Regions from separate parts of the Mus musculus genome. Here all the other regions are linked to region 1. Evidence: chromatin loops called from intact Hi-C (ENCODE). Cell type or tissue: heart. All regions are shown on one strand. Each heading gives the region's core, and the rest is flanking DNA. Links, peaks and the distances in the headings are about the cores only. Region 1 has its middle 8.0 kb from the start of Gm31385. Region 2 overlaps Dlg3 (discs large MAGUK scaffold protein 3). Region 3 holds the start of Foxo4 (forkhead box O4).

What was found. Hi-C counts contacts between places; a loop is a spot of excess contacts. Peaks named below come from ENCODE experiments on the same cell type or tissue, not always from the same donor. Only the 100,000 strongest peaks of a DNase experiment are listed, where the experiment ranks them.
Region 2: a loop joins it to region 1, with 3 times the contacts of the local background. A loop is called at or near these places in 4 of 42 quality-filtered maps.
Region 3: a loop joins it to region 1, with 4 times the contacts of the local background. A loop is called at or near these places in 6 of 42 quality-filtered maps.

What each region holds. Positions count from the first base shown.
Region 1 is chrX:101,325,080-101,335,149 of GRCm38, reverse strand. No RefSeq gene overlaps it. Among named protein-coding and RNA genes, the nearest start is that of Gm31385, 8.0 kb to the left of the region's middle. In heart, for the core only: a CTCF peak has its summit at 5,278 (motif pointing right); a DNase peak (open chromatin) is centred at 2,579; H3K4me3 peaks cover 1,502 bases; H3K27ac peaks cover 2,604 bases.
Region 2 is chrX:100,771,450-100,781,519 of GRCm38, reverse strand. It overlaps Dlg3 (discs large MAGUK scaffold protein 3), which reads right to left. Exons shown (of 21, transcript NM_016747.4): 3 at 9,855-9,905; 4 at 9,339-9,463; 5 at 8,984-9,153; 6 at 8,561-8,697; 7 at 8,111-8,255; 8 at 7,289-7,448; 9 at 5,557-5,713; 10 at 5,039-5,141. Among named protein-coding and RNA genes, the nearest start is that of Dlg3, 8.8 kb to the right of the region's middle. In heart, for the core only: CTCF peaks have their summits at 4,812, 6,885 and 7,096; DNase peaks (open chromatin) are centred at 4,389 and 7,069; H3K4me3 peaks cover 4,004 bases; H3K27ac peaks cover 1,792 bases.
Region 3 is chrX:101,249,201-101,259,270 of GRCm38, reverse strand. It overlaps Foxo4 (forkhead box O4), which reads right to left and starts at 4,743. Exons shown (of 3, transcript NM_018789.2): 1 at 3,998-4,743; 2 at 38-1,094. The coding sequence starts at 4,450. In heart, for the core only: a CTCF peak has its summit at 2,458 (motif pointing left); DNase peaks (open chromatin) are centred at 4,260 and 5,130; H3K4me3 peaks cover 2,928 bases; H3K27ac peaks cover 2,868 bases; H3K27me3 peaks cover 87 bases.

The DNA.
Region 1 (10,070 bases), core at 1,102-9,101:
GGCACGCATGTTTACATGCAGGTAGAGCACTCATATACATTAAATACACTAATTAAACATTTAAAAATTAAGATTTATTCATGTGTGTGAGTGTTTTGTTCACAGGTACATCTGGGCAGCAGGAGCACTCCAGGTGCCCTCCTAATTCGGAAGGTGCTGGAGCTCCTGAGGCTCGAGATTTGGAGGACCGTGTGGGTGCTGACAACTGAATCCAAGTCCTCTGTAAAAACAAGTGCTGTTAATTGATGATCTTTTCACCACCATCCCCTTTAAAATTTTTGTGTGAATTGGTGTTTTGCTTGCATGTATGCCTGTGTACCATGTGCATGCAGTACCTGAAGAGGCCAGAAGAGGGCATCAGAGAAATCCACCTGCCTCTGCCTCCCAAGTGCTGGGATTAAAGGCGTGCGCCACCATGCCTGGCAAGATTGTGCTTTTAATTAACAACCCACCTTCCAGCTTCTGTTGGGCTATTTCTTAAATATCACATCTTGGAAAACAAGTAGGCTCAGTATCTAAAGGCACTTTTCACCAAGCCTGACAACTTTCGTTCTTTCCCTTAGAGACTCATGGTAAAAGGAAAGAACTCGAACTCTCTAAAGGTGTCCTCTGACCTCCACATCTGTGCAATGGCATGCATGCACGCACACACACACACATACACACACGCATGCATGTGAGCATACACACAAATTAGTAAATATTTAAAACAAATGCAACATCCTCTAGGAATTCTTACAGTTGAAAGCCAATGGCCTTGCAGTTCCCAATCTGCCTAGAAACATCTAAGACTGACAAGTACCACAATCATTATACTTACTGTGATTACCGCCCCTCCCCACTAGCGCTACTCCCAGATATGTGGACAGTATAAAACATTGTGACTGCCTGTTTTTCACACTTGCCTGCTCCCCATTCTCTTATCCATCATGTGTTAACCTTCTACATCTTCAGTGTCACTCAGCCCTGGTTGTCTTTGACCATCAGAGCAGGTACCGTGGGTAAATTAACAAAGGCAAGGCAGTGAGTGGAGAAACGCTTTATAATAAAGAGGAGAAACTGGAAGCAGTTGATAGCATTAGGCAAGGGTACACGTCTCCTAGTAGAATATTCCAGTTGCCAGGGGGATTATACCACAGCCCAGCATCCCGGCAGAGGATCACACAGCCTATCAGCGCAATGGGAAAAGTCTAAATTTCCACCATTCGTGTGCTGATTCTTGAAATGGTCAAAATCGGAAACAAAAGCCAAGGAGGATTTGTGTCTGCACTGACCCTTTACCCCAGCATGGGCAAAACACATGTTGCCTCTTTCCTGTTCCTTGGCTATTCCATGCAGAAGGTAGAGGGTCGAGCCTGGACAATGCAAATGAACGGTGGGTGGGATTCAGCCAGGGGACCTCTACAGGGAGAACTAGAGATGGAAGATAAAAACTCAGCCCCCTCCTAACCACCACACCTCAGTGTATGTGGTTCGGAAATCTCCATTCTTTGATGCAATACTCAGGCTTATGGGTGTTTACTGCACACAGAGCCTATGAAACCCTAGGCTACACTGCTACTTTCAGGCAGCTTTACCTGTGGGATAAGAAACTTGGCGGAGAAGTGATGTCTGAGCATGAAGAAGCAAAACGAGACTACAGGAAGCAGCCTAAAGGAGACAAGTGTAGCCAGCTCCCTTTACACAGCTTCTGGCTTCATTTAACCCAGTCGGGGAAAACATGCTGTAAGGGCACGCAGGAGCATGGATGACATAGGGCCCCTGGCTCAGGTAGACATCCATCCTTTCATCTGAATCCAGCAGCTTCTTCGCTCTGCCTGGGCTCTCTGTTTTCTCCATTATCTACCGAAGGCTGGATTCCTCTTTAGGATTACAATCTTTGTTAAGGTTGTCCTATATGATTGACACGTATGTCCCCAGAGACCTACAGAATGATCCGAAAGCCTCCACCTAACTCCACCTTTCCAGGCTCCTCCCTCAGAGTGGCTGGCAGCTGGAGCAAAGGCAGCCCCCTGTGATCTGGGGCTGAAGTGGAAGCCGAGGCAGTCCCCCTCCCAATCATTTTTCCTTCCCCGGCCTCCAACAAGTAAGACAGAAACCTCAAAGGACAGTGAGGGGTTAAGCTCCTTATATGGAAATGAGACTCCTTCCTGTGCGGAAATAAGTGTTTTAGCTTCAAGTACACACACACACACACACACACATAGGCACACACACACACATAGGCACACACACACACACACACACATACAGGCACACGCACACACACACGCACGCGCGCACGCTGGCGGCGGCGGCGGGGGGCGGGGCGGAGAAGGGGGGCGCGCGGGCGCGCGCGCGCCTTCAGATAAAATTCCCGAAGCTCCTTCTCTTTGGCGGGGGCGGAGGGTGGCGGGCAGCAGGGGCGGGGCCGGGAAAGGCCACTTTGCGCAGCGCAGACAGAGGGATGAGTCATCAAAAAGACTCGGGGAAAGGAAGCGGAACTAGTCATCAGAGCCGGGAAAAGAGGTAGCCAGTCATTAGACAGGGATGGTGTCAATCATACTTTCTCCACCAATGATCTGAGAGTCTCTCAGGCCTCGCAGACCGGAAAAGGGGTCTTGGGAGGCGGTCTAAAGCTGCTGAGATCCGAAAAGCTTGGGCGCTGGCGGCGGCCAAGGCTACGGACGCGCGCAGGGCCCCCTGGCAGGAAGATGGCGTTTGCCGTCAAGGTCACATGGCCACTTTTGAGCACTAAAACGAAAGACTAGCTAAGAAAGAGTAGGGACGGCCATCATGGGGCCGGATTTTCAGAAAGCTGTCAGGATTCCAAGTTGTTTTTTTTCCAGTTCGCAAGCACATTTGTCTTAGTTATCAGCCATATTCTAAACACATCGTACAGCTCTGGGAAAGGGCGGGGTCTTCCCTGGGCTTTTTTCCCCCTCTGCAAGCCTGAAAAGGGGTGGACGAAGCCTGGGCTAGAGTGGTTGGAGGAACTACAGGAGGGCAGCACTTGACAAAATAAAAGCACCCACCCGGGTCTTGACAGGCTTGGGAGACCAGGAAGGGAGGCCGATTCTGCCCACCACCTTTTTTTTTTTGGTTTTTCGAGACAATGTTTCTCCGTGTAGCCCTGGCTGTCCTGGAACTCACTCTGTAGACCAGGCTGGCCTCGAACTCAGAAATTCTCCTGCCTCTGCCTCCCAAGTGCTGGGATCAAAGGCGTGCGCCACCACACCCTGCTCACTGCCCACCACTCTTAATCCCTAAAGGTCCATGCCAGGCTTAGCTCCAGGTAGTGAGTGAGGTCCAATGCCTGAGCCCTCTCTAGTTTGGAAAAGTTGATTTGATTAAGTTCCTTGAATAGGTTCAATGTAAATTCAGGATCAGAAATCTTAAAACTTTACAATTTACAAGATAAAATATGTCAATCTGTGTAAAATGTGTTGTTGTTTATGAGGTGACCCACAAACATTACTTGGGAAGTTTTCTTGTTCCCTTGCCAAGCTTGGTAGCCCATACCTTTAATCTCGGCACTCAGGAAGCTGAGGCAGGAGGATCTTGGTGAGTTTGAGGCTAGTCTGGTCCACATATTTCCAGGAAACCCTGGGCAATATGGAGATACCCTATCTCAAAAGGGAAGGGGGGGTCTTTTTGAGCTGCGCCTGCGTACGCCTTTAATCCCAGTACTGAGGGGTGGGGGCAGAAGCAGGTGGATCTCTTGAGTTCCAAGCCAGCATGGTCTACAGAGGGTTCTAGGACAGCTAGGGCTACACAGAGAAAGCCTGTCTTGAAAAACCAAAAGAAACATTTTTTGAGACATGGTTTTCTTTATTGCACAGCTCTCAATGTCCTGGAATTCACTTTGTAAACCAGGTTGGCCTCTCACAGAGAGCAGCCTGTCTCAGCCTCCTGAGTGATGGGATTTAAGGTATGTGCCACCACACCAGGCTTGAAAAGTATCTTAACTGAAAGATAAAAAGGGACTTGTCCACATCTTGGCGAGTATGGTTAAAGGGCCTTTACTCATGGACCCCCGTTTTGTGGGAACCAGGGAAGAGTTGGAGCCTATGCAAATAAAAAAGCAGCTTTCTAGGAATCAAAACACCGTAAAGATGGCTCTCTCTCTCTCTCTTTTTTGTTCTTTCTGCTATTTTCATTTCCCTCTGCAATTATGTACCCTCTCCATCAATAATCTCATCAATATCTGCAGTCCTTAACCTGTGGGTCTTGACCCCTTTGTGGGATCAAACAGCCATTTCACAGAGGTTGCCTAAGACCATCAGAAAACGCAGATATTTACATTACAATTCAGTAGCAAAATTACAGCTATGAAATAGTAACAAAAATAAGTCTGTGGTTGAGGGTCACCATAATATGAGGAACTGCATTAAAGAGTTGCAGCTTTTGGAAGGTTGAGAACTGCCTTCTTTAGTTTAGAGTATAAACTGAGAGCTGTTCCAGAATTTATAAACAAACAGAAGAGCCTTCAAGTCTAAGCCTGGGATGGGTTATGACAGAAACAAGGTTGAAGAATCCCTAGGATTGGAGACTGTGGTGGAAAGAGTACCATCTTCCTTAACTCAGTCTTGCAATGCTCAACTCGGTCATTGCCATTCAAGCTATTACTCCTGTGTGTTCTCTATTATCACACTGTGAGGATTCACCAGAACAGTCAGTGGCTTTTGTTTTAAATTTGAGACAGGATCTTTCTTTGTTATCCAAGCTGGTCTTGAGTTTGTGATCTTCCTGCCTCAGCCTCTTGGGTATCCGGGACTGCAGTTGGGCTCTAATTTCTCCAGGTTTAGTTTCACAACACATTGTGGAATGGACTTTTCTGGAACATCTGCTTATCTCTCAGCCTTTTAGTGGGGCTACAGGAATCCTAAGTATAACTCTAGGCCATTTAGGAGGAAAACATCACTTAAGCCTGAGTTCATGGAAAAGCAGACTCTTTTGCTCACTGTAAAGGTTACGGGCAATTTCCTGGGTCTGGCTTAGAGATTTACAGACACTCAAGTCATCATATGAGAGAGTGCATAAGTGGAGAGTTTGAAGAGGGTGTGGCAAACCCAATCCTGTAGTGCTCCAGAAAAAGATACATTCCCAGAGGCACTCTGGAGAAATGGAAATCCTGACAACATAGAAAAGAGCATCTGCGACACTCAAAGCAGTACTTGCCCTCGCTCTTTCTTTTGCTTTCCACATATCCCAAACAGCATCTGTCTTGGCGACCCATTAGGGAACAAAGCTAGGCTGAGTGCTGGAAAGGCAGGAAAGGGGCCTGCTCTATCCTATCTTGGACACCAGGTGGCAGTAGATCCCAACAGTAGTTCTGAAAAAGCCATTTGGAAAATGGACCTTGAGAGCCCTTGAACTATTTTCCTACGCCTTGCTCCCTACATGGAACTGGAGAATAAGAAGCCTTTTCAGGTGTGATGGACAATCATCCTTCAGGGAGCCACTTCCAGCTGAAGCTTCATCTCTCACCCATCTCTGTGTCCAACTGTTGGAACGCTGATCAGGCTCCCTGAAATACAGTCATAGTCCCTGCTCCTTCCAGAAACGTGTTTCTCAGCTGCAGATAAAGAAGGCTTGGAGAACCAGGCAGCATACACGAGCTGCTCTGAGGCCCCTGACACATATACAGCTGAGAACTGCCTGGTTTGGCCTCAGTCAGAAAGGATGTGACTAACCCTTGAGAGACTTGAGGCCCCAGGGAGTGGAGAGGCCTGGAGGGGCGGGCGGGTGGGGGTGGGGGTGGGGGTGCTGGGGAGGGGACGACATTCTCTTAGAGGGGTGGGGGAGATGGGACGAGGAACTGTGGGAGGGCAGACAGGGAGTCCGGTAACAATTGGAGTGTGAAAAAATTAAAAATAAATAAAATTTAAAAGGCAGTTATTTCTCATTCAAAGTCAAAGCAGATTTATTTTTTAAGCAAAAAGAAGGAGGGTGGAGATTGTAGCTCAACAGTTAGGAGCATTGAGTGCTCTTCCAGAAGACCTGGGCTCCATTCCCAACAACCACATGGTCTGTAACTCCAGTTCCACCACACAGGAAAGTGATGTACACATATGGAGACACAAATAAAATAGTAATTAAAAATATTTCTTAAAAAGAACAAAGGTGTTCTTTTAGTTGTGTTTATAGATGCCTTCACCCCCTAGAAGAGTGTTTTTTTTTTCCTTCAAGGAAGTCAGTCAGAGAAACTCACACATGAGAACTAGGTTCTCAAACTAGCTTCTGCTCAGATTCTGCCTTCCCATCTAGTGAAATGCAGAAGGCTCGCATCGTGGGCATGCTGAGAGCGGCACAGTCTAAAATCACTGGGATGTGACTGACCCACTCCACTGCCCCTTCCTGTCAGGCATAACTGCTCCCAGCGCTGTGGTCACATTTCTGACTCCTACAGTTCTATGCCTGGAACCATTTTTTTTTGGGGGGGTGGGCTGTCCCTGAGTCTAATGGACTCTCCACACATTTTTTTTGGGGGGGGAGGGGTTCTTTCTTGTTTTGATTTTTGTTTGTTCTAAGACATGTAGCCCAGACTGGGCTTGAACTCAGGATTCTCCAGTCTTTACTTCCTGAGCTCTGGGATTACAGGTATGTGTCACAACACCTAGGTGGACCCTCCCTCCCTGTTCTTAGTGACTGTGACACGAATGCCCTGTGTCTTGTTCTTGTACTTTATGATTTCATGAGTGAATCTGCTCGACAAAATCATGCATGAGCAAGGGCAAGGACCAGGTCTTTTTTTTTTTTTTTTTAATATGAAAACAGTTGGGCCCTGGTATCCTCAGAATCAGCAGAACAAAGTGTTATATTTGCATAGTGCTTACACTTTACCAAGCACATCCACATACATTCTCATTTAAGTCTCATGACAGCCCTGTGAGGTAGGTCTTATCTTCTCTAGTTTACAGATGAGCAAACAGACAGGTTAAGCAACTTGTCCAGGGTTAGACAACTGGGAGGAGGCAGAGGTGGAACTGAAGGCAGGTTTTCTAACCCCCTTTCTAGTTCTTCCAACTGTCTGTCTACATTCTTGTCTGGAAACTCCTTCCTAGAGTCTGAAACCATGAGGGCTCATCCAGAGAGCCCCCATTTCCAAAGAGTGCTTCAGTGAAATCCTATTTTGATTTAAAATGATCGATGTGCATATGAAGGGGAAGATATGGGGTAAAGCAGGCAAGAATGTGCATTTATAACTAGTCAGCCTGGACAAGTAGTCAATGGATCATCAAATTATCTAATTTGGGGATGGGGGTAGCATCTTATCTCACTGTGTAACCCATGCTGACCTTGAACTCAAGACTTTCCTGCCTCAGCCTCCCAAGTACTAGGTTTAGAAGCATGAGCCACCATGTGCTGGTTGTGCCGATAATTTTGTTTATTTTTTTTTAAACTTTTTTTTTTAAAGATTTATTTATTTATTATATGTAAGTACACTGTAGTTGTCTTCAGACACACCAGAAGAGGGAGTCAGATCTCATTACGGATGGTTGTGAGCCACCATGTGGTTGCTGGGATTTGAACTCCTGACCTTCAGAAGAGCAGTCGGGTGCTCTTACCCACTGAGCCATCTCACCATCCCAATTTTGTTTATTTTTAATTAACATTTATTTATTTTCTTTTTATGTGCATGTAGGTCTGTGCGCTTCTGTTATGTCATCAGGTCCCCTGTATCTAGAGTTACAGACGAGCACGAGCTGTCACGTGGGTACTGGGTTCTGGACCTGGGTCTTCTGGAGAAGCCAGTGCTCTTAATTGATGAGCCACATTTCTAGCCCCTACCCCCTTTTAAAGTTTTATTTTAGTTTTATTTGTGTGTGAGAGTCTGTGTATGCAGTTGTGAGCCAGCTGATGTGGGTGCTGAGAACTGAACTTGGGTTTTCTGTTCAGAGCCGTGCTCAACTGAGTCATCTGCACCTCTGCCCCGTCATAGAACTAATGACTTGGATGAGGTATTGGTGGCTAAGGGATGTACCTCAGAGGTAGAATGCCCTTGCTTAGCATTCAAGGTTCAAGCCCCAGTAACACACACACACACACACACACACACACACACACACACACACACTCACTCACTCACAATGCCATGCTGTCAGAAAGCTCCCAAAGGGCTGCCATGAAATGAAATATACATCTTCAGAACCCAGTTCATCAAATGCAGACGCTTCAACCCTCGGGAGAGAGACATGATTTCCCATTCATCTTCATGCATGCTTTCAAGGGTTGGAGGTAACTCTGTGCTCACTAGTTCTGGGCATTAGCTCCTCAAACGCTAATCAGTTGAGCTCTACAAGGGCTGAGGGTGAGGAGGGAGCTCTGCCTTCTGTTGTGCATAGTAGGCCAGTGTGGAGGATTGTTCTGAGCTAGGACCTGGACATTACAAAGGCATTCGCAACCTGGAACAAAAGAGAATGCAGACGTGAGAGGGCTGGGGAAGCACTGTGTTCCGGCTGTTTATCCTGGAGCCGGGAAGGACAGAGTGAGTGTGCTGGTTCAGGGGTCAGTTTGCAGAAGGAGTCACCTTGTTTTGCTGCAGAAACAGGGGTTGTTAAGAGAAGAAGGAAGGTAATATGGGAAACAGACTTGGACTCCACTAAGGGACTTCAGAATAGTTTGAGAAGATCCAGTCTGTAATGGCCTTGAGAGATTGAGACTGGAAGTACTTAAGCAGGGGCAAGATCAGTAAGCTGCCTAGGCTAGCGAGGCCATATCTCTGAAAGCGTGATTTCGAATTTCAAATAAAGAGAACAGAGATAAAAGCTAGCTGTAGCCCTCAGAGCAGACACCTCTTAGCTAGTTGTTATCTCTGCCCCCAATCTCCCTGTCTCTGGCCTACCCTGCTCCTCTGCTCCAGAAATATTTTCCTGAATACTTTATCATGAGACTTTCCAGATCAAGTATCACCAGATCTCAGCTAGCCCAGAGGTTATCTGGTCAGCCCTTTAATCAGGCATTTCACCACCCACCCTTGCATCAGCCCCATGGAGTGCTTGTCCAGTCATGGCCTGGCTATCTCTGCTGATAGAGAACTGCTGCCCTTTGGGCAAGTCTGCTGTAATTGCAGGGTGCTACTAATACATCAAAGTGCTCATGTTGGGATCTTAGGGCATTTGGGTTTTTTTTTTCTTTTTTTTTTTTTTTTTGGTCTCCCCTTTTGAAACTATTGGTAATAAATTTCAAAAGACTCTAAGAGGCTGCAATCAGAAGCTGAAACTTTTATTACAATTTTTCTTTATAAAGAAGAAAGGAAGAGCAGGGCTGCAGACGGAGCTCGGTGGGAATGGAGCTCATCTAGCGCACATAAGGCTTTCGGGTCCATTGCCAGCACTGTCGCATCTGCACATGGGGGTGCACATCCGTGGTCCTAGTACTCAGGAGATGGAAGCAGGAGGGTCAGAATTTGGAGTCATATTCTGCTACACAGTGAATTTGAGGCCAGCCCAGGCTCCATGAGACCCTGTCTTAAAAAAAGCAAAGAAAATGCATCTCACAAGAGCAATAAACAAGTAAGTAAATAAAGGTTTTATAGAAAGGCAAAAGAGAGCAGCATTTTAATGCTGAATCCAAGTCTGTTTTCCTACAACCTCCACCCATCAGATCTTGGAGCATTTGGAATCAGTCATACATAACAAAACAACAGCTTCAAACCAGCCCTCGGGAAGCAGAGGCCAGCCTGGTCAACATAGCAAATTCCAGGCTGGCTGGGTCTACATAGTAATATCTCATCTAAAACAAACCAAAACAAATACACAAAGCCTACAGTTTTTCTCTGTCACCATCCCATAGTCATTTGCCCACACTGGGCACATCTCTCCAGGCGCACACTCCCTACTCCCACCACTCTCCTCTAAGCATCCTTTTGTTGTCATCTCTGCTGCAGTCTAGAGCCTCTAACTGAGCAGAGGATCCCACGTGTTGTCCAATGAGTGCAAGACAGCACACACAGGATGTTTCTCTCCTTTATTTTGAGGGATATACTCTTAAGAACAATACCTCTCACACCTTACACTTGGCTGTTACATTTTGGACTCCAATCTGTCGAATGACTAAAGCAGAATCTTTTTGCATTTGAGCCCCTA
Region 2 (10,070 bases), core at 1,211-9,210, 550 kb after region 1:
GCAACTCCCCCTCCCCAACACAACCATTCCCTGTGGGAACTCACATGCTTCCAGAAATCTCTTCCCTACTACTACTTCTCTTCGTACAGGACTGTATGATCGCCTCGACTGAAAAGCTGAGATAAACAAGGTGTAGTAGCACACACCTTTAATCCCACCAGTATTTGGGAAGGCAGAAGCAAGGTCTGGTCTGCCAACCAGCGTGATCTATACAGCAAGTTCCAGGCCAACCAAAGCCGGATAATGAGACCTTATCTCAAAAACAACACAACAACAAAAACACACAAAGACAGGCAGGCAGTGGTGGTGCACACCTTTAGTCCCAGCACAGGGAGGAAGCAGCAGGAGAATTTCTGTGAGTTTGAGACTAGCCTGGCCTACAGTAGGGGCCCAGGAAGCCACGATTACAGAGAAACCCTGTTTGGAACCCCTCCCCCAAAGTATGTTAAAAGCCCAGAGATTGCATGGCATCCAAGCCCTACCTGGGAGGGATGCATTAGGAAGCGAGTATCTTAACCCTATCACTCTCCCAAAGCTTATCCCTGTCTTTGTCTATTAAAAAGAGACAGAGAAAATCCCCCATTCCTCCCCTCACTAGAGCCCTAGGTCTTTCGCTTCCATTAATTTGTCTCTTGTGGCTAATTTATGTAAATGAAATCATTTAATATGTCTCGTTTCTTTTTGTTTGTGTTGTCTTTGTTTGGTTTTTAAGACAGGGTCTTACTATGTAGCCCTGGCTGTTCTGGAACTCACTATGTAAGCTGGGCTGGCCTGGGATTCCAAGATCTGCCTGCCTCTGGAGTTGTTGGTGGGACTAAAGGTGTGCCTGGCTTTCTTTTACTTAATGTTTTCAAGGTTAAGCTGTGTTGTGACAACCAGTTTTTACTCTGTTTATGGCAGAACAAAAAAGTCGGTCTAAATTAGAGTATTTTGTTTACCCATTCTAGGTTCGATGGACATTTAGGTTCTTTCCACCTTTTCACTCTGAGGATTCATCTTCCCCTTGCCTGAGCCTTGCTTTAGGAATGCAGGAATTTCAAAACTTTCTTTTGCCTTGATGCAGTTTAATCTCTGCCCTCGTGAGAGATCATAGTGATAGGATAGCTATGTTTACATCTTTCATTCCTAAATGTGGGGAAATGCTGTTTAAAAAAATAACCTTTTGGAACCTTCATGATATCAGCCCTGATTTCCTAGCTCTTCCAGGGCTTATGTGGAGGGGTTTCTGTGATGAGCCCATCGGGCACCTTAAAATGGAAAGAGAATCCTCTCACTTAGCACACTTCTACCCTATGTAGATTTACATCCCAGTAAAAGAACAAAACCCAAAACTAAAACTGAACCAAACCAAAAACAAAACTTCACAAAGGCTCAGTCCCCAGTTGGGCTACTTTAAATGATCCATTTCTGGCTCAATTATTGATTGAGAGATCAGGTTTCCACTTGAAAAACAAAAGGTCTTTCCACAAAAACACTAGGTCAGTTGATAAGCTGGAAGGGAGTAAGCAGGGGAAGGCGTGGATCTCAAACTGCTGTAACGCCAAGGCCATCTCTACCTGCCTGCTGCAGTTCCATGGGCCAGTGACAAAGAAGACCCATTTCCAAACAGTCTGCTTCTATTTCTATTTAATATTTCCAAAACTTCATCATGAAAACACTTCGTAAAGCACCTGTGCTAGGCACACTGTAAAGCTCCAATAGATAGACCCAATTTCTATACCTCATTATCCACACTAAGCAAGCCACATATACCAAAAATTTCTTTTTAGGAGCATGTCTAAGTTGCCACCCAGCCCTCCCCCCCCCCCCCCCCCCGCCTGCATGCTCAAGGGAGAGAACTGGGAAGCAACTTCCAATGCTTGTCCCTCTTTATGTATTCCAAGGAATGGAGGATCATGAAATGTTCTAAATTTATCTGCGGCAACACAGGCACAACTCTGTGTCACTGAACTATAGACCTACATGTGGGAAGTGAATGCTATTATGACTTATATCTCATTTAAAACATTTTAAAAGGCAGAAAAAAAAAAGTTCTTATCCTGACTGTTCTAATTAGCCAAAGCTATTTTTAAGCTCTCATGCTAACTCTGATGTAGTCAAAGGGGGCCCTGGAATGGTGCCTCCGCAGTCTCCTTCCATCCACTGCTTTCTTTCCCCCATTCCCTCTCTAGTTCCCTAGCTCTTATTTCTTCCCTTCTATCCTTCAACTCTGAACTAGTCTTAGGTCTCCATTGCTAGAACCACTCTATGTGTCCCCAGCGGACCTCAAAATTAAATAGTTTGCTTATCCTCCACAACTTTCCCTGAGTGACCTCAGGCCAGTTGAGTTCTAGTTCTCCCGGGTAGCTCCAGTCTGCACAGCAGGGATGCACAGTGTGATCTGACCCCCTCCCGTGCTCACATTCTATGAGAAAATCCAAATAATGAACGGCTGCTTAGCCAACAACATCAGAAGTCTCTGCCACTTTTGCCAACACATGAACATAAGTTAGATTATTCAACCTTGCAAACGGCCACCAGGATGCAATTCTCCAAAGAGCCATAGTTAATGTATTTGTACAATTATCCACATGTAACCCTTACTCTTAAATACAAGGATTTAATTTAAGAGAAGTATGGATTTAATGAAGAATGTTTGATGGCCTATCTATACCAGCACCTAAAAGTCCATTTTCAAATGAAGAAAAACTTTGCTTATTGTGGCTCTGTTGTATGGAGCAAACCAAAGAAAAAATAAGACTGGGGAGGCACTGCTTAGCGCGGTGCTTCACCTAATTTCTGAAAGGCGGACTTGAGCAACAAGGAGTAGAAAGACCTGACACAGACAGCATCTCAGTCTGCATCCTAAACTCCACTGAGAGAGCAGGAACCACTGCAGGAATGACTTTAGCCACTCACGGCTTTTTATGCAGACCAGTTGCATTCCCCAAACCAAAGTCATAGAAATATTTAGTCACCAGTTTTCCAGCATACTGCCACCAGGCAAATTCTCAGTATTGTTTCCATGTGCCCAGCATCAGAAAGAATAACCATTTTCTCTTACACACACACACACACACACACACACACACACACACGGCAGTGTGGGGGGGGGGAACAGGCAGACAGGCAGACAGGCATTGAGAAGCCATTTCCTTTGCAGAATCTACTCTTAAATTGAGGGCAAAAAAAATGATAAATATTAGTTGCTAAGAAAAATCCTGTGGCGAAGCCTCTCTTCAGAAGCAAACATCATAAGCCTGATTCATAAAAAAAAAAAAATATCCCTAAGGAGCATTCCCTGTCAGGAAGCCGAAAGCCAAACATGGAGAGAAATGATTTGAAGTGTCCTTTTGCATCTCTCTCTCCAATTATCTTAGACCAACAAGCTCTCCTATTAGTTATCCTGCCTGCACTCCTGTCTTGCATCAAGCCTGGTAGAAAAGGTGACAGGGCCCTTTCTCTTAGGGCTCGGAGGGCATGGAACTAACGTGGGGGAGGGGCGGGAAGGACAAAGGTGGTCGCTTTTGAGCCTTCTTAGCTTTGTCACAGGGATCCTAGCTTCTCCCGTTCTTCTTGCACTACTAGAGCACCTGTTAGCACCAGGTTCCTCCTCCACAGAGCTTACAGGCCTGCAGGGCCTGGGTGTCCAAGGAACCCAGGCACTGCAGCCCTAAGGGGACAAAGGCCAGGATTACAAGAGGGAAGAGAGACGAAAGATGTCTGGTAAAGAATGAAAGCCTTGAGAAGACCGGGGACACAAAAATCCTAAACTAGTTGCTGGAGTTCCTAGGGTTAGGGAGAGAAACGAGCATGGGGGGGGGGGGAGATTTAAAATTCCTCTGAGGGATCGAGGGCAGCTGGGGACTCAGCAGGAAGGAGGCTGTGGGCTGCACTGAGGCTTTAGGACGAAAAGGGGCAACAGTTGATGGGTGAGAAGAAGTGATGGCACGGAGGTAAAAGCTAGACGAGGTTCAGAGGGCGCAGAGCCCCTTGCAGAGCAGTCGAGGAAGCCAAGGTGGCGGAGAAGGGGCCTCGGGGTGTACAGCGCAGGTTTTAGGGAAGAGGACAGAGATGGGGCGGAATGTTGGAAAAGAGGCTGAGAACAGAACAGTGGAGAGACTGGGGGGACTGCGAGGGGGCCTGGCCCCCGTCCGTCCCACCTCACCTGGCGCTCAGTCGGAGTCCAGGTCTAGTTGTCGAGAAAGCGCCGGCTCCGGCCGGTCCCTCTGTCCCGCGCGGGAGACCACGGACACAAAGCGGGGCGCGCGGGAGGAGGGGAGAAGGGGAGGAGGGGGAGGGGATAGAGGAGGAGACGCCAGAGGCGAGAGGGGAGGAGGGGCGCCCGTCGCCCTCCGCCTGGGTCAGAGGGCGGGGCGTACGGCTGGAGGCCGCGCTCGGCGCACCAATGGTTGTCCAGCTGGCTGGCAGGCTGGGGCGCGCCTTCGTACAGTTCACCTCCTCACCTGGGCCTCCGCTGGCCCGAGCCAATCAAACACCTTTGTTTGCATAACCGGCTCCGCCCACTCGCCCCTGCGGAGGGCCTACTAGCTGAGAATACAAAGATCTCCATATGGGTGTGATTCTATTCCTGAATCCCCCATCCCAAGGGCTCAGTATCACCTTATTTTGATGAAGGGAAATAAGTGGGACCTCCATGATCTCTTAGGAAATCGGATTTCTTACTCTCTGAAGTTCTTCTAACTGAGTTACTCTTTCCCAGGGCACACTATTCCCAACGACCGCCTCAGAGCCCTAAATTCCCCCCTCTGTCTTTCCCATTTGCCCTAAAATCTCTTAGTGGTGTTTCTCGTGGGCTGCTGCCCACTACAGGCTTCCTGCAGTACTGCATTCCTCATCTGCAAGATCTTAGCACTGCTTAGATTGATGCTCCCAAACCACCATAGCTACCACACTGTCTAGAGGGAAAAGGAAATAAGAGGTTACTGCACCAGAATATCGCGAACCTGGTCAAATGGCTTTGTTACCGACGGTGGGAGAAGTCAATGCTAAGCATACGTTGAAACTCATCATCTTTCTCCACCTTCCCTTCTCTTACCTTCAGGTCTATACTGGGCCACAATGGTGACTGACTGGCCAGCCCGTTTCAGAGCAGCCGCTGCTTGCTCGTGGGTAGCATTCCTCAGGTTGACTCCATTTACCTGTCCAAAGAGAGGAGTTGTGAGCTACCTCAAAGGCAAGAGAGAGAGAGAGAGTCCCCCCCGCCCCCATAGCAGTTATAAAGAGGATGTACAGCCTATCTCTCAGCCTATTTGGATTGGTCTTCCACAAATTCCATCCTGTCCCCACAAATTAGGCCTAAAGGATACAATACCTCTGGGGTAATAATTATTTTTGTGGGAGTCAAATGCCAATCAAAGTTAAGATCTAAAGACATTCATTTCTTCCTCCAGCATAAGTCTAGTCTTGTTCTCTTTTCCCTAAAGATATTTATAAAAACAATTTACATTTTCTTCAGGTCTCAGCCCTTCCCTCCGTCCCAAGAAACACTTTTTGGTGGACACAGGGACTCCCCTCCTCCCTTTTACCCATCCTCCCACCCGGACTTTGTCTCACCGATAAGATCCGGTCTCCCCTTCGCAACTCCCCACTTAGGTCTGCTGGGCCTCCCGCCAGGATGAAGGAAACAAAAATGCCTTCTCCATCTTCTCCTCCTACAATGTTGAAGCCCAGGCCTGTAGAACCTTTGTGCAGGATGATCTTGCGGGGCTCTCTGGAGAGAAATAAAAGAAGATAAGAAAAGGTGGAGTGGGCAGTCAGGAAAGGATGATAGGAACTGTTGATGCTGTGAGGACCAGGCCGGCACAGAACCCATACTTGCTGTAGGAAGTCAAGACTCTAAAGGGCTTCTCTAATGTGATGCCCTGTGCTTCCCCTTTGACTCCTGAAACTTGCTTGGCTGCTCTTTTATGCCAGGTGCCAAGTTTCAGTTCCTTGTCCCTCCTTCGTAAAGTCTCCTAGTCAATTTCCCAATGGGCATTCCTCAGCACTCTCAGGTCCACAAAAACGTCATCCAGAACTCTGGAGCCCAAACTTCACAGCCCACTCCCTCATTTTCTTCCCTGAGTCTTCTGTTCTAGTCAGCTCTGTGAAAGGCCCTGGACTGAAAGAGAAACCTGGTAAGGGCAGTGGAGTCACCCTGGGTTGATCTCCCTGACCATCCAAAAGCTACTCTCAACTATATGTCCCTTTCTACCTTCCCCCAACATGGCAGCCTCCACTGACCAATGGTGGTGTGGAAGAAGAAATAGATGAGGATGAGGAAATCCCAGGTCCCAAAATAGGTTAAACTTAAGAGAGGAGAATATATATATATATATATATATATATATATATATATATATATATATATATATATACATATATATATATATACACACACACACACACAGTGCCACCCGGTAAGTGGAAATTATCTGCATATGGATATCCATACAACTAGCCCGACTCCCCAGCACACTGTCCCATCCTGCCATCTTCATTTGGTACAAGCATCTTTCCTGAGAGAAAGCCCAGGTCTCAAGTGAGCCTCTTCCTTTCTTGCAGTTCCGAGTCTTGGGGTTGATGCTTCCTACCTGGCATCCCCTCCAGGCCGCAGGGAACGGAGCGGCCAGGCCCACCTCTGCGAAGCCCTCCTCCAGGCTGAAGCAGAGGCCGAGCCCAAACCCAGGGCCAAGCTTGAGCCTGAGAACTTGCGAGCCGTCTCCATGGCTCCTCTGGTTCTCCCCGGGTCAGCCTACTCTTCTGTCTCCACCACTGCTGGCCCAGCAGCCACCTAGGCCCCACCCTGCAAACCTGTCCCCCTGCAACCCTGGCCGGCCGGCCTGACCAGTTCAACGGCCCCGGCCCGCCGCCACCACCATGGGGCGGAACCCTTCCTCCTGCGGTCCCGGGCTGGCTTGGAGGCCTCTCTGACTCCCGCCAACCCCGTCAGCTAAAAGGCCTTCTTCAGCGACTATGGATGGCTGCCGAAGAGAGGATTGATACTGTCGCAGGGCAGGAAGACCCCCGCTGCCCCCACTTCCTCAGCCCCCTAGACGCTTCACCCCACCCCGGATCTGCATTTTCGGATCTGGGCCACTTGCTTGGCACTCCCCCTGACGGCGGTAATCGTCCTTGCAGCCACCTCTGTTTCTGAAGTCCGAAGGCCTCACAGAGAAGGGCCCCAGATCTTACTGCTGGGGATGATGAGGGCCTTGCCCTTTTGCCATACTACAAGAAGGCCTGTCAACAGCCAGAAAATTTATTCTCACCCCCTCTAGGTTGAAAGAACAGGAGAGTGTCTTACCTGGTAAAGTCTTCCTCAGCCAGCATGTGTCTGGGAATAGGAGAGTAACGAGTAGGGGGCACCTGAGGTGGAGCAGGGTAGGTGACCTTGCTCTCCACTGCCCCAAGATAACCCAGGCTGGAATTATGGCTTATGTGATTGTCAGCCAAGGCAGTGAAAGCTGAGGTGGAGAGAGAGAGAGAGAGAGAGAGAGAGAGAGAGAGAGAGAGAGAGAGAGAGGTGTCCAGAGATGTTCCACTATAGAATTTTTTCCCAACCCCCTCAAAGGATTTTTCCTTACATCCTACCTCAGGTACAAAAAGGACCAAGGAATGCCGATTCCCTAGGCCACTGCTCCCTGCTCTACCCACTACCCACCCTCACCCCAGGGTTCCTCCTCCTCTGTCCCTTTCTAAACCCTAGGCTTACTCCTGTGAGTCTTAGAAAGAGCTGAAGTCAAAGCAGTCTACAAAGAAAGGCATGACTAGAGGTGTGATTAATAATAATAATAATCCCTTACATCTCTGAAGCCTAATAGTTTTCCAAAGGCTTTCTCATCCATGATCTCACTCAATCCTTGCACCAGTCCTATGAGGAAGGCGATACACACACACACACACACACACACACACACACACACACACACACACACCATTAGCTTATTTGGACTAAAGAGAAAAACTAAAGTTGTGAAAAGGTCTTGTCCAAGGGCACCCAACTCCAAAGCACAAGGCTGGCACCTGAACTCAGTTATGACAATACCATCAGTACTAGTTCTTTCTGAACAAAGGGGCCAGACACCGTCTCCACTGAAACCAGGGCCAAAGAGCAATGAGTACGTACTGCTGGCATAGTCAGGGGGAGCATACATATCGTTGAGGTGGATGCTGCCTGGCTTGGCCACCTTCAGATAGACCATGTCTGATGTGTTCTTGAGTGAGGCCACAGCTTCCTCATGCCTCACATCCTGCAGATTGGTATTGTTCACCTAGAAGAGGAGACACCCTAGGGTGGGTCTTAGAAGGGAAAACTTCTCCGGGGCACTCAAAGGAGTGGTCTTTCAGCATACTAACAGGTACCAGTCGGGTAGGGTTAAAGGGATAATATATAAGCATGGTTGGCCCCACCATGGGAAAAAACTAGGGCCTTGTTAGCTGAGTAAGACCAACTCAGGTGATCTTGAAATTGCCAAAATGCCTTATCCTGAGGTGAGGTTTTGATGGAGTGAGACGGTTTACCAGAGCTGATCCTCCCTACCCTACTGTTTGGGCATCCCCTTGAAGGCTATCTCACCGCAAGCAGCCGGTCCCCAATCTGTAGGCGTCCATCCTTCTGAGCAGCTCCTCCTTCAATGATCTTGGTGATATAGATGCTGTTGTCTCCTGGGATGTGCTGGTTGCCAATGCCCCCAGCAATGCTGAAACCTAGGCCTAAATGGCAGCCAGCAGGAAGTGGGAGAGAGCCACAGGGAGAAGTTAGCACGGTTCATCCATTTTGAAGCCAATCCCCTCCCTCTGCCCTCTCCAAAAGCTTCACCATCCTATCATCCCAAGGTCAGTAAGGATTGAAATCGGAGGTCAAGAAAGAAGGCTAGGATCTGGGACTGGAGTAATCATGCCAGGAGAAAAACCCCTCCCTTCCATTCACCTATGGGGCGGCCATGAACCCAGGGGCTGGGGGTGGGTTGCTAGAGCACGGGAACCAGGAGGGCCCCACCTTTTGGCCCTTTGAGCAGGTTGACCTCCATGATAGTCTCAGGTGGGGGCTGTCGCCTCCGCACCACCAACCGCACCACAGGGCCTGCCTCCTTCAGTGCCTCCACGGCCCGGCTGTGCACCACCTCGGACACGTCCACCTCATTCACCCGTAGCACACAGTCATTCACCCTGTAGGGAAAGCCCAAGAGGCATGACAGTGTGTGCCGCCCCTCTATTGTCGCCTGTATCTTCCCTCTCCTCGGCTCTCCCTTCCTCCTTTCCCTCTTCTTCTCCAATATAATGGAAGGGTCATCCTTGTCCCTCATCTCCATCCTGTCCCTTCCACCCACAGCCCTGCTTCCAGGCCATCTCACCCCAGCCTCCCATCCATGGCAGCTGCTCCACCAGGAATGATCTTGGTAATAAAGATGCCAGGGTCATCAGGGACATGAGGGTTGTCGATGCCACCTGCGATACTGAAGCCAAGGCCAGAGTTGCCCTGAAAGGGGGTGGAAGGGCACAGTCATTTCATTCTGAGAGCACACAGGAGGGTTCCATCTCCTTCCATATCCCAGAGTCGGTTCTCCAGATTCCAAGGGAAGGGTGGGGCACATTCATCAGAAACCTAGCAGTTTCTCAGTCTATGTTCACCATTTTGGTGGAGAGGCCTCAGCAAACCAACCCCCACCCCAAGTTTCCAGGCCTCAGTCAACAAGATCAATATTTGTGAGTTGATTGGTAGCTGCAGTGATGTGGCTTCTGAAGGCCCTGTTTCCTCATACCCTCAGTATAGGCTCCCCCGTGAGTCTTGAAATGCTGCTCTAGGCCCTCCCCTCTCCTGGATGTAAACTTTGCCCCCTGTTTCCCAATCTCCCTCCTGGAAAACTTACCCGTTCCAGTACTATCTCCTCATACTTGAACATGCCATCACTGCCATTCACCTAAAAGAAGACAGTAGCACTTCCTTCAGTGTCTTCTGCCCACCTACTCATCTGCCCTCTCATCAGTTTACTCCTTCCCCACTCCCACAAAGATCCCAAGCACACGACAAGGCATCTCTAGATCACAGATGGGGACAGGCTGACCCTGAGCGAGCACATCCCTCC
Region 3 (10,070 bases), core at 991-8,990, 76 kb after region 1:
AGAGCAAAGATGCTGGGGTGAATCAGGGGTGCTATACCTGGCTCAAAGTTGAAGTCCAGTCCCTCACCATCCATGAGGTCACTGATGATGTTATCCATGTCGCACTCCAGGTTCTCCATATACATATCAAGATCCAGATCCTGAGGCATTCTGTCATGGCTGGAATCTTCAGTAGGAGATGCGAGCACAGGGGTTCCCAGGACCTTAGGGATGGGAGCGCCTGCCATGACTGGGGGTGGTGCCATCACAGAAAGGTTGGGGACCAGGTTGCTGGGACCAGGACCCTCTAGCGGCGTAGGACACAGGCTGACTCCTGTGCCCAGCTTGCTAGAGGAAGGCATTCCTCCCAGTAACAGAAGTGTAGGAGCCTGAGACAGGATAGGATCTACCTGGGTCATGAGGACATCAGCAGGAGGTGGTGGTGTATCAGAGGTGAGCAGAGCCTCTAGAGACTGGGAACTTGAGAAGCACCCTTCTCCTGCTGACAAAGACCCATCTATTGGGCCAAAGAGGGAGGCACCATAGCTATGTAAGGGGCCAGCAAGCCCAGGATGCTGCAAAGAGAAGCCGGAGAGACCGCTCCTAGAGAGCAAGGAATGGGGAGATGCGAGATTGAGCCCATCCAGTAGCTCTAGATCTTCACTGAGCGTGGGAGGGACCCCCCCTGCATAGCTGCTGGCCGAGGCTGGCATTTCCTCTTCTGCTAGCACTTCAGACTCCGGCCTCATTGGCGACAGCCGGGTGCTGACGGTGCTAGCATTTGAACTGCTTCGTGGACGGAAAGTGGTCCACACATCAGCTTCTTCTCGATTTCGAGGACAAGGGCTGCTTGACCACTTGGCAAAGTGGCCCAGAGGGCTCCTTGGCGTGGCACCTTCCGGTGGAGCTGGCAGGACAGACGGCTTCTTCTTGGGGCCTTTGCTGCGGCCCCGGAGCAGCTTGCTGCTGCTATCCATGGAGGCAGCCCTGCGGCGGGGTGCCTTGCCACCCTTGCCGCCATCGGGGTTCAGCATCCACCAAGAGCTCTTGCCAGTGGCCTCGTTGTGAACCTTGATGAACTTGCTGTGCAAGGACAGGTTGTGACGGATGGAGTTCTGGATGGGAGAGAGATAGTAGAAAAGGGGCGTGAGATATGTATAGCGGAGGGTGGTGGGCAGCAGTCTAATCTAAGGAGAGGCTGGAACACAACAGGAGCATCACCTGTCAAAGCCAGGAAGGAGAGGTAGAGTGAGGTGGGAGACAAGGGACTGTACACAGAGTTGCCAGGCTCAAGAGCATTCTCTCCCCCAATAGATCCCACACTGGGCCTTGAAATCTAATACCTGGGAGGCAGGGGGAATTTCTGTTGAGTTTGAGGCCAGCCTGGACTATATAGTGAGTTCCAGGACAGCAAGAGCATACATGAAACCATAAATGCCATATAGACTGGGTGAGATTATGTGCAACTGTCCCCTATATGTCCAACTGGTAGGTAGGCCCTAGATGTATAGTAAGGCTTCCCTTGAGGTTCTGCCAACTCCAGTGCCTTGGGTACTGGGTCCTGTTATTCATTCTTCTTTTACTGTTGACATGCACATTAATATATCCTTTGCCCCCTAGTAGCCCAGGGTGCAAGATGGACGTTGATACTTCCTGAGCCTCTTTCTGGCGGTACTTATTTTTATTTTTACTGGTTGGTCTATGGTGTCTGATGTACCTCCATCAGTCCTGCCCGCACCCGCACCCCCCCCACACACACACCCGCTCCTTCCCAGTTTTTCTCCTTGGAAGTCTTCTAAGAATTTGAGCATAATTGCTCTACCTTAAAGGTCATTTGACCTCCCCTCCCGCATGGAGCTCTTTAGTTTAGAAATAAATTCAGGAGGAAGTTCAGACATGCTAGGAGCCCCTAAGAAACAGGCTTGAGACAGCGGGAAACCACTTCTAGCTCACTGGTTAAAAAAAAAAAAAAGGTGACCCTTTTCTTGAAGAGCATGGCTTGAGCAGCCTCTTGTGCCAGTTCCTTTAGCAAGACTTCCTTGACTCTGTGCAGATCCAATCACCCCTGGCTCTTAGTAACGGAGCACAGTTGTGTCTTCTAGCTCTGTGATTTCCTCCCTTCTTTTTCTCTAATTCTGGGTCTAGTGAAGTAAATGTGGTGTGTGTGTGTAGGGGTGAGGTGGGGTGGGGGTCTCTGTGTGCGCATGTGCGAACACGCGCACTCGCGAGTGTGAGCACATGCACACGGCGGCTGCAGCGGGTCAAGCTCAGAGACATATTTTGTGAAAGGAATTCACTACTGAGCTACACTTCCACCTATGACCCCTCTCCAGGAGGCCTCGGTACAAGCAAGTGGCAGAGGTCAGTTTCCAGGTGCGCAGGTGCGCGCGCGCGCGCGCGCACATGTATGTGTGCAGATAAACTGTTCACAAAGTCACCTAACTTAAGCTTTCTTGTTCAAGTGAGTGCCGCCCCCTGGTGGGGTGGGAGTGACCCTGGCACAACACCAGGGAAGTATTAAGCTTCCTGCGTGGGGAGGGGGGACACTCTGGGAGCTTGTGGCCCCCTTTTGACTAGGTTTGGCAATGAAAGCAAACCACGCTTTCCTCAGAGAAGCAGGGTCTGTAGCAAAGCTTGTCCTCAAGTCCTCATCTTGAGGGTAGACTCATTACCTAACCTCCCTGGGCCTTCATTTCCTCAGATGCAAAATGTGGACTCCGAACTGCCAAGGCGGACTAACTAAATGAAAAAAAAATTCTTAGATTTCACCGGTTATGGATTTAGCTTAGTGGCAACCATGCGGCCCTGGGTTCAGTTCCTAGAATCAAAAGGGGAGGAAAAAAAAAAAGACTTCATAAACTCTAAAGGCCGTGTTACGTGTAAGTCATAAGAAGGGACTACTCCCAGTGTAACAAGCACTCGTGGTCATTCTACCCTGGAAAATCAACTTAAGGGAAAAGAAAAACAGCTGTGCAGGCTGCGTCCAAGGAGGGAAGCTCTTTGTGAGCTTCAGATTGTGGCATGGCAGTCTACCCAGAAATAGCGCCAAGGGTCTCGGTCAGCTGTCCCATCTTCTGTTCAGTCTGGCCCCTCCGCACATTGTAGATCTGCTCCCTCACTCTAACGTCTACGTGAAGGTCCATTCTGTCCGCTGTACTTGGTACACTAACACAAACCACCTACAGAGAGAGATACAAGGCATGGATACGGGCTGAACCCTCCTTAGTTTTGTGATTAGAGTCCGTATTTCTCTGGCGAAGTTTTCAGAGTTACCGTTTGAGATCTTCCCAGTTTCTTCAAGAAAGACCAAGGACCAACTTGGACTCGAAAGTCAAAGCTATATGATACCTCCTTTCTCCATGAGTAGTATTCCTGAACAAAGACTTTCCCCGTGAGTTTGGAGAGCGCCTTACAAGGAAGGATTTTCGTCAGGAGAAGGTAAACTGAGGCAGATAGCAGCTTGCGGGCCTCTTTCCTTAGTGCACAAGGTCGCTACCTTTCCCCATGGATACCAACCACTTTGCCCCCCTTCACCGCCCACTCCCTCTTGGGCAGAGCAATCGTAGAACAGTTCTGTTCACTGAGGTATTGGGAGGCGAGCAGGGAATCCGAGTAATCCCGCAGGAATGGGCCAAAAGGTGTTGGGTGGGAGGGGAGGGAGGAGGGAAGGCTAGGTGCCGGTGGAGAATCCACACAGTTCCTGCTGTACATAGGATAAAGACTTCTCTGTGGGAATAAATGTTTGGAGCAGCTCAAGCCAAAGTGCTGAGTAGCGAGTAGAGAATTCGATTTTCCTCAGAGCAGGGACAGTGTCTTATTCATCTCCGATCCTCCTGCTTCAAGCTGCTCAGAGTGTGGTATATACTATGTACTAAGTAAATGCCTGTCTAACTGAAGATTAAAGGTGGATCTTTGGGCTTTCCAAAGGGGTGGAAAGGCGGTAATGGGGGGCCCCGGAGTGAGAGTAACTAGAGGGGTCCAAGGGTGGATGGCGTGAAGGTAAGGGAGTCATACTTACCTTCCATCCTGCCGAGCTGTTGCTGTCACCCTTGTCCTTGAAGTAGGGCACCGTGCGGACCATCCATTCGTAGATCTGGGCGAGTGTCAGCCGCTTCTCCGGGGCGCTTTCAATGGCCTGGCTGATGAGTTCTGCATATGACTGATTTCCCCAGGCATTCCGGCGGGAGCCTCCCTTCCGAGGACCTGTTACAGCCCCCAGGATTCCCGGCTGGGGGCCCCCTGCCGGCTCTGGGAGCCGAGAGGGCAACAGGATCGGTTCGGAGTGTCCCTCCGTGGGTACCTTCTGTCCCAGACTGGGCTCCACCTCGGACGGTTCGTGTGGCTCCGTAGCGAGGTCTGGTCGAGGAAGGGGCCAGGTGCAGGATCGCGGACGGCTCTGGGGTTCGAAGTCGGGATCGAGGTCTAGGATCGCGGCAGCCCCTGTGGCTGACTTCTTATTCTCTGGATCCATACGTGGGGTCGAACCTCTGCAGCTCAGCGATCAGTGGAGCCTGCCACAGTCCCTCACCATGCCTCCCCCAAGGGGGGAAACACATTCTTTCCAGTTCTCAGAAAGTCACGAACTTCTCCCTCGTCTCCGGACTCTAGCTCCTAAACTGTCCCTTTCACTCCGTTCTCCGATCCCCTCCGGAGTCCGGGCTGCAGCCTCAGAGTAGCGCTCTGAGGCACCACCTGTAACCTCCGCCTAGCGAAGGCACTTTCTGCACCCTCTCACTCAGCTTCCTGCTCTTTTAAACCTGAGGCACCGTATCCCCTCATACATTGCGCTCCCATCACCGAACGTCTCCTCAGCGAAGTTCCCTCCCCCTTTCAAGTTGCTGCCCCCCGGACACTCCTCCCAAATTTCCTCCACCCGGATCGCTGCCCTCCCCCACGCCCCGCTCCCGGGCGTCACTTGTCCCTCCCCTGGCTCTCCCTCCCCTCGCCTCTTCCCTCCAGGTCACTCTTGAGAGGGTCAAGGTTCTTGCGGCCCCAGCCTCCCCAACTCCAGAACTGAATCCCCTATCGGACCCCCCCACCCCCCGCCCCCCGGGTTTCCCTTTTGTTTTGCTCCAAGCAGCAGCCCCCGCCAGACGTCTCTGTTTACCACTCGCTGGGGCAGCCATCTGCGCACGCGCCTCAGGAGCCACTTGGGAAACTGAGTTCTCGAATCGTGCCACCCTGGTCGTTCTCGAAGACTACATCTCCCGTCCTACCTTGCGATCAGGAGTCCGATATCGGCCGCAGGAGAGCGGCGCGTGGCAGGATGTGGGGAGGTGGAACTTTAATGATTAGAGGTCGTCCCGGACTCTTTTTCTTTTCTTAAAAATATTTTTCCTCATTCCTTCCCTTTTCACCCACTTCCTCGAGTTTCGGGGTCGCCCAAAAGATCGTTTTGAAAGACGCTAGATTTTCCCATCCTTCACTAAGAAAGCAAAGTGAAAATGTATTGCCCTTATAAGAAGCAGAAAGAGTATCAACAAGTAGGGATCTGATTAGAAAATAAGACACACTCACTTGGGGAGTTGAGAGGGAAGCTTGTGTAACAACAAACAGTGTTCATTGGTTATGGTGCACTCTCTCCATTTTCTATGTACATTTCACAGACAGTCTTGCTAGTTTCCTCTGTCAGCTATGCAGGCCTCTGAAATACTGATCTTCTCCTTGTTCTGATCTTCAATGGCTTCTCATTCAACATGTCTCCAACTGAACTTTTTTTTTTTTTAATCTCTTTCTGCACCTATACCTCCACCCTCTAGCTACCTTTAACCTCTGTTATTTTGTCTTTTTTCTGGAGCTGAGGACCGACTCCAGGGCCTTAGCCCTTGTTAGGCAAGTGCTATACCACTGAGCTAAATCCCCGATCCCTACTCTTAAGCTCTGAATTTGGTTAGAGGCTGTTCTGGGTCTACCTAACCTTCTCAGCCACACTGATGGTCACCTTTCCACTTCTGTAACTTGCTACTTCCAAATTCTAAATGGAGACATTATGACTGGGTTTAAGTTCTTCAACAGTGCACCGGCTTCTAATCCTTCTAATCCTTTCAAATAAAGCCATTTCCTAGTGGGCCTATGGGGGGCATTCTTATTCAAACCAGCATATCAAAATTAGCTCACTTACAGCTCACTTAACCATGCAAGGTATGGTTAACCACTATTATATCTGTTTTATAGATGAAAATACAGATGATCTCAGAGATCAAGTGATTTACACAAGGAAACAGGTGGGCCTAAAAATCCAAAGTACTGTAATGTTCAAACTCTAGGAAAGCTCTTCAGGTTCAAGTTACACTTTTCCTGCCCCATCTTTCAACTAAGCACACTAAGTTTGAACCAGCTGTAGTTTCCCCCTATTTTCTAGAAATGCTTCCACCTTATAATAACTTTCCCTTTGCATCCTCTTTCTGTCTTTTTATTGTTGTTGTTTAGTTGTTTAACAGAAATCTTCTTCCCCCCAATCCCTGTCTAGTTTTGCTAGACAGAGTTTCTGTGTATAGCCTCAGCTGTTCTGAAACTCACTATGTAGATCAGGTTGGCCTCCATCTTCTAGAGAGCTACCTGCCTCTGCCTTCCGAATGCTGAAATTAAAGGCCTGTGCCACCACCATCCGTTCTTTTGATTTTTAATTTTTAATTATGTGGACATATGTGGACGTGAGTGCATGACTGTAAGTACCTGAGAAGGAAGGCCAGAGGCCATGATCCCCTGGAGCAGGAGTTACAGGCAAATAGTGAGCTACGTGCTTAGGTGCTGGAAATGTAACTGAGGTCCTCTGTAAGAGCAATATGTGCTCTTAACTGCTGAGCCATCTCTCCAGCCATGCATACTTTTTGGATGTGTGTGTCTGTGTGTGTGATAGGGTCTCACGTAGGCCAGGCTGGCCTCAAATTCATTGTGCAACACAGGATGACCTTGATAGTCTCGTCTTCCTGCCTCTAACTCATTGCTCTTATCATTTATTCCCTCAGGTCTCCATTTCGGGGAAAAATCCCATCCATTACCCCATGTTTTCCTCAGGTCCAGCACGTCGTCCCCGTTGTGCATTTTAAATCACCTCTGGCAAGCTCATGTCATAGAGCTGCAAGTCATATTTGTTTGGTCGTCTGTCCCTTACAATAAGCTATGAGCCCCTGGGGGCAGAAATAAGTTTCAGGTATCTGTGACCTCAGCTCTGGGTCACAGTATATGTTGGTCAAAGGAGTGAATAAATGGGATCAAGAATTGCCTATTAAACTTAGACATTTAACAAATTTTAGATAAATACATATTTCTTTGCCTGGTCATATTGCAATTTTTCTGCTACCTAGTAAGGTTCTAGAGTGACTGTCATTTAAGTTGTTTACCATTTGAATTGTTAATGGGTATATTTTCCTCCCCTTTCCCCTCTCCATCTTCATACACTGGGCCTTCAAAGTGATGTTAGTCTGCTCATGGTATGAGAAACCCTGTTGATTTTCCATATTCTTAAAAAAGTATTGTGTATATATTCAGTGTGTGTGTATGTGTGCATGTGAATTTGTGTATACATTTGTGTATAGCTCTGTGTGAAGGCCAGAGGCCTTCTCTATCACTCACTCTCTGCCTTATTTTTTAAACCAGAGCTAACTGATTCAGCTGGCCTGGCTGGCCAGCAAGCCTCTCTTGTCTCTGCCTCCTTCTCAAAGCCATCGATACATACTGTAAGCCCTGTTTTTATGTGAATGCTAGGTATTTGACTCAGGTCCTCATGCGTGTACTGCTAGCACTGAGCTATCTCCCTAGCCCCTCCATATTCTTTTGTCCTTCTCCAACATGGGTTTGTCCCCTACCTGTGGAAAATTTTGGTGGTATATAGAAGGCCCTATATTCCTACATGGGATCTAGAATAAGGAGATGGGAAATACTTGCTCATGATGCCTGTAAATACCTTCTGCGTAAATTCCTTCCTCCTGTAGTCATTCATAAGTGCTTCATGAATAGAGCAAATTCGATGGCCAAGAAAGTCTAGTGTGGCCAGGCAGTAGTGGCGCATGCCTTTAATCCTACCTTGAGATTAAATCTGCACTTGGGAGGCAGAGACAAGCAGAGGCCAGCCTGGTCTACAGAGTGAGTTCCAGGACACAGCCAGGGCTACACAGAGAAATCCTGTCTCGAAAAACCAAAAACCAAAAACCAAAAAAAAAAAAAAAAAAAAAAAAAAAAAAAGTCTAGTGGCCATTACATTGCAGAGAGCTCTACTTCAATTGAAACAGGTGTGGTGTCAGATCATGTAGAGTTGCTGAGATGTGAAAATGGTAGGGTGGCGTAGGAATTTGTCCTGGTTTGAGTTATGTCTTCCGTTGTTGCCTTTTGTCTATTTGTTTGAAAAGGTCCACCTCTCTACTAATTCACGTTCATCACCCCCTTAAATCTCCAATTCAAATGCCAAAACTTGAGTGCTCACAGAAACTCTCTTCAACTAGCCCAACTTGACAGATGACTTTATTATTTTGTACCCCCTGAACCTCTATGAACTTGGTTTATATTCTTGTGTTTATTCTTGTAGTTATGCGACCTTTTATTTTATGGAAGTATTATTGTCACCCTCATCAAACTGTAAACTCTCCCATTAATCAACAGAACTTTGTTAAGCTATCACAAGATGAAAGTATATCCTTATTTATTTATTTATTTATTTATTATATGTAAGTACACTGTAACTGTCTTTAGACACATCAGAAGAGGTCATCAGATCTCATTACGGGTGGTTGTGAGCCACCATGTGGTTGCTGGGATTTGAACTTCGGACCTTCAGAAAAGCAGTCGGGTGCTCTTACCCACTGAACCATCTCACCAGCCCCCCCCCTTTTTTTTTTAAAGAAAGGGTATAACTATGTGCTCCTGGCTGGTCTGAAGCTCATGGAGATCTACCTGCTTCTACTTCCCAAGTTCTTGGATTAACCGCATACACCACCATGCCTGGCATAACCTTGGATATATATGTATATACATATATGCATATGTGTGTATATGTATATATGTATAGATGCATATATCACATACACACATTATACAATATATGTTATATTATATGTATTATATACACTATATGCTGTAGGACCAGGATTAGTGGGATGACTTTAAAAAAAAAAACACCACCATAATTTTGAAGCTAAAAGGTTAGGGTAACTTATCTCATTGCTGTGGGAATGTTAGAAAAAATGTTAGTCAAGCCAGACATATTGGCATATGTCTGAAACCTCAGTGTTTAGGAAGAAGAAACCAAAGGATCACTCATTGCAAGTTTAAGGCTAAGCTGGTCTGTATAGCTAGCTCTAGACCCACCAGGGCTATATAGGGAGACTGTGCACAGAACCAAACTAAATCAAGCCAAGCCAACCAACCAAACACATACATACACGCGCGCGCGCGCACACACACACACACACACACACACACACACACACACACACACACACATGTCAAATGGAGTTAGCAAAGTGGCAGTGGAAAACAGAAGAGGTGTTGGGAAGGAAAGAGGACCAACAATAGGCCATTTTAAAGGATGAGCAGACATAGCAGGGCCTAGGAGTCAAAGGCTTTTGTCCTATAGTCCATGTTCTCAAATGTCCCATTTGCTACATTCTCTCTCTCTTGAAGGTCATAGGTATTTGGCTGTCTTGCCCTCTGTTACTGCTGCCACCACCCACTCTTCTACTTGGGTGCCACCCCTAAGCCTGCTGCCAAACTTGCTCTATTAATTTGGATGAAGACAGACATTTTTCCATGTCTTTGCTACCCTACTCAGCTCTGAAAAAACACATGAACCTCACTTAGAGTTTTTATAGGATTTTGGTTAGTAACTACAGGGAAAGATGTCATCCGTGTCATGTTAAGAACTAGTTGAATAATGACAACATGAATATTAATGAGTACTATTTACTGGATTTTGTTAAGTATTAAGCCTTTGCTAAGAGCATTACACAAATCATCTAACTTAATATACACAACTAAATAAGCTAAATCTATTACTATTTCTCCCTGCTTTTCTTCTTTCTTTCCCTATTTTCTTTCTCTTTTGTTAAAAAAAAAGTCTCGATTAATTTTACTTTATGTGTGAGTTTTTGCCTGCA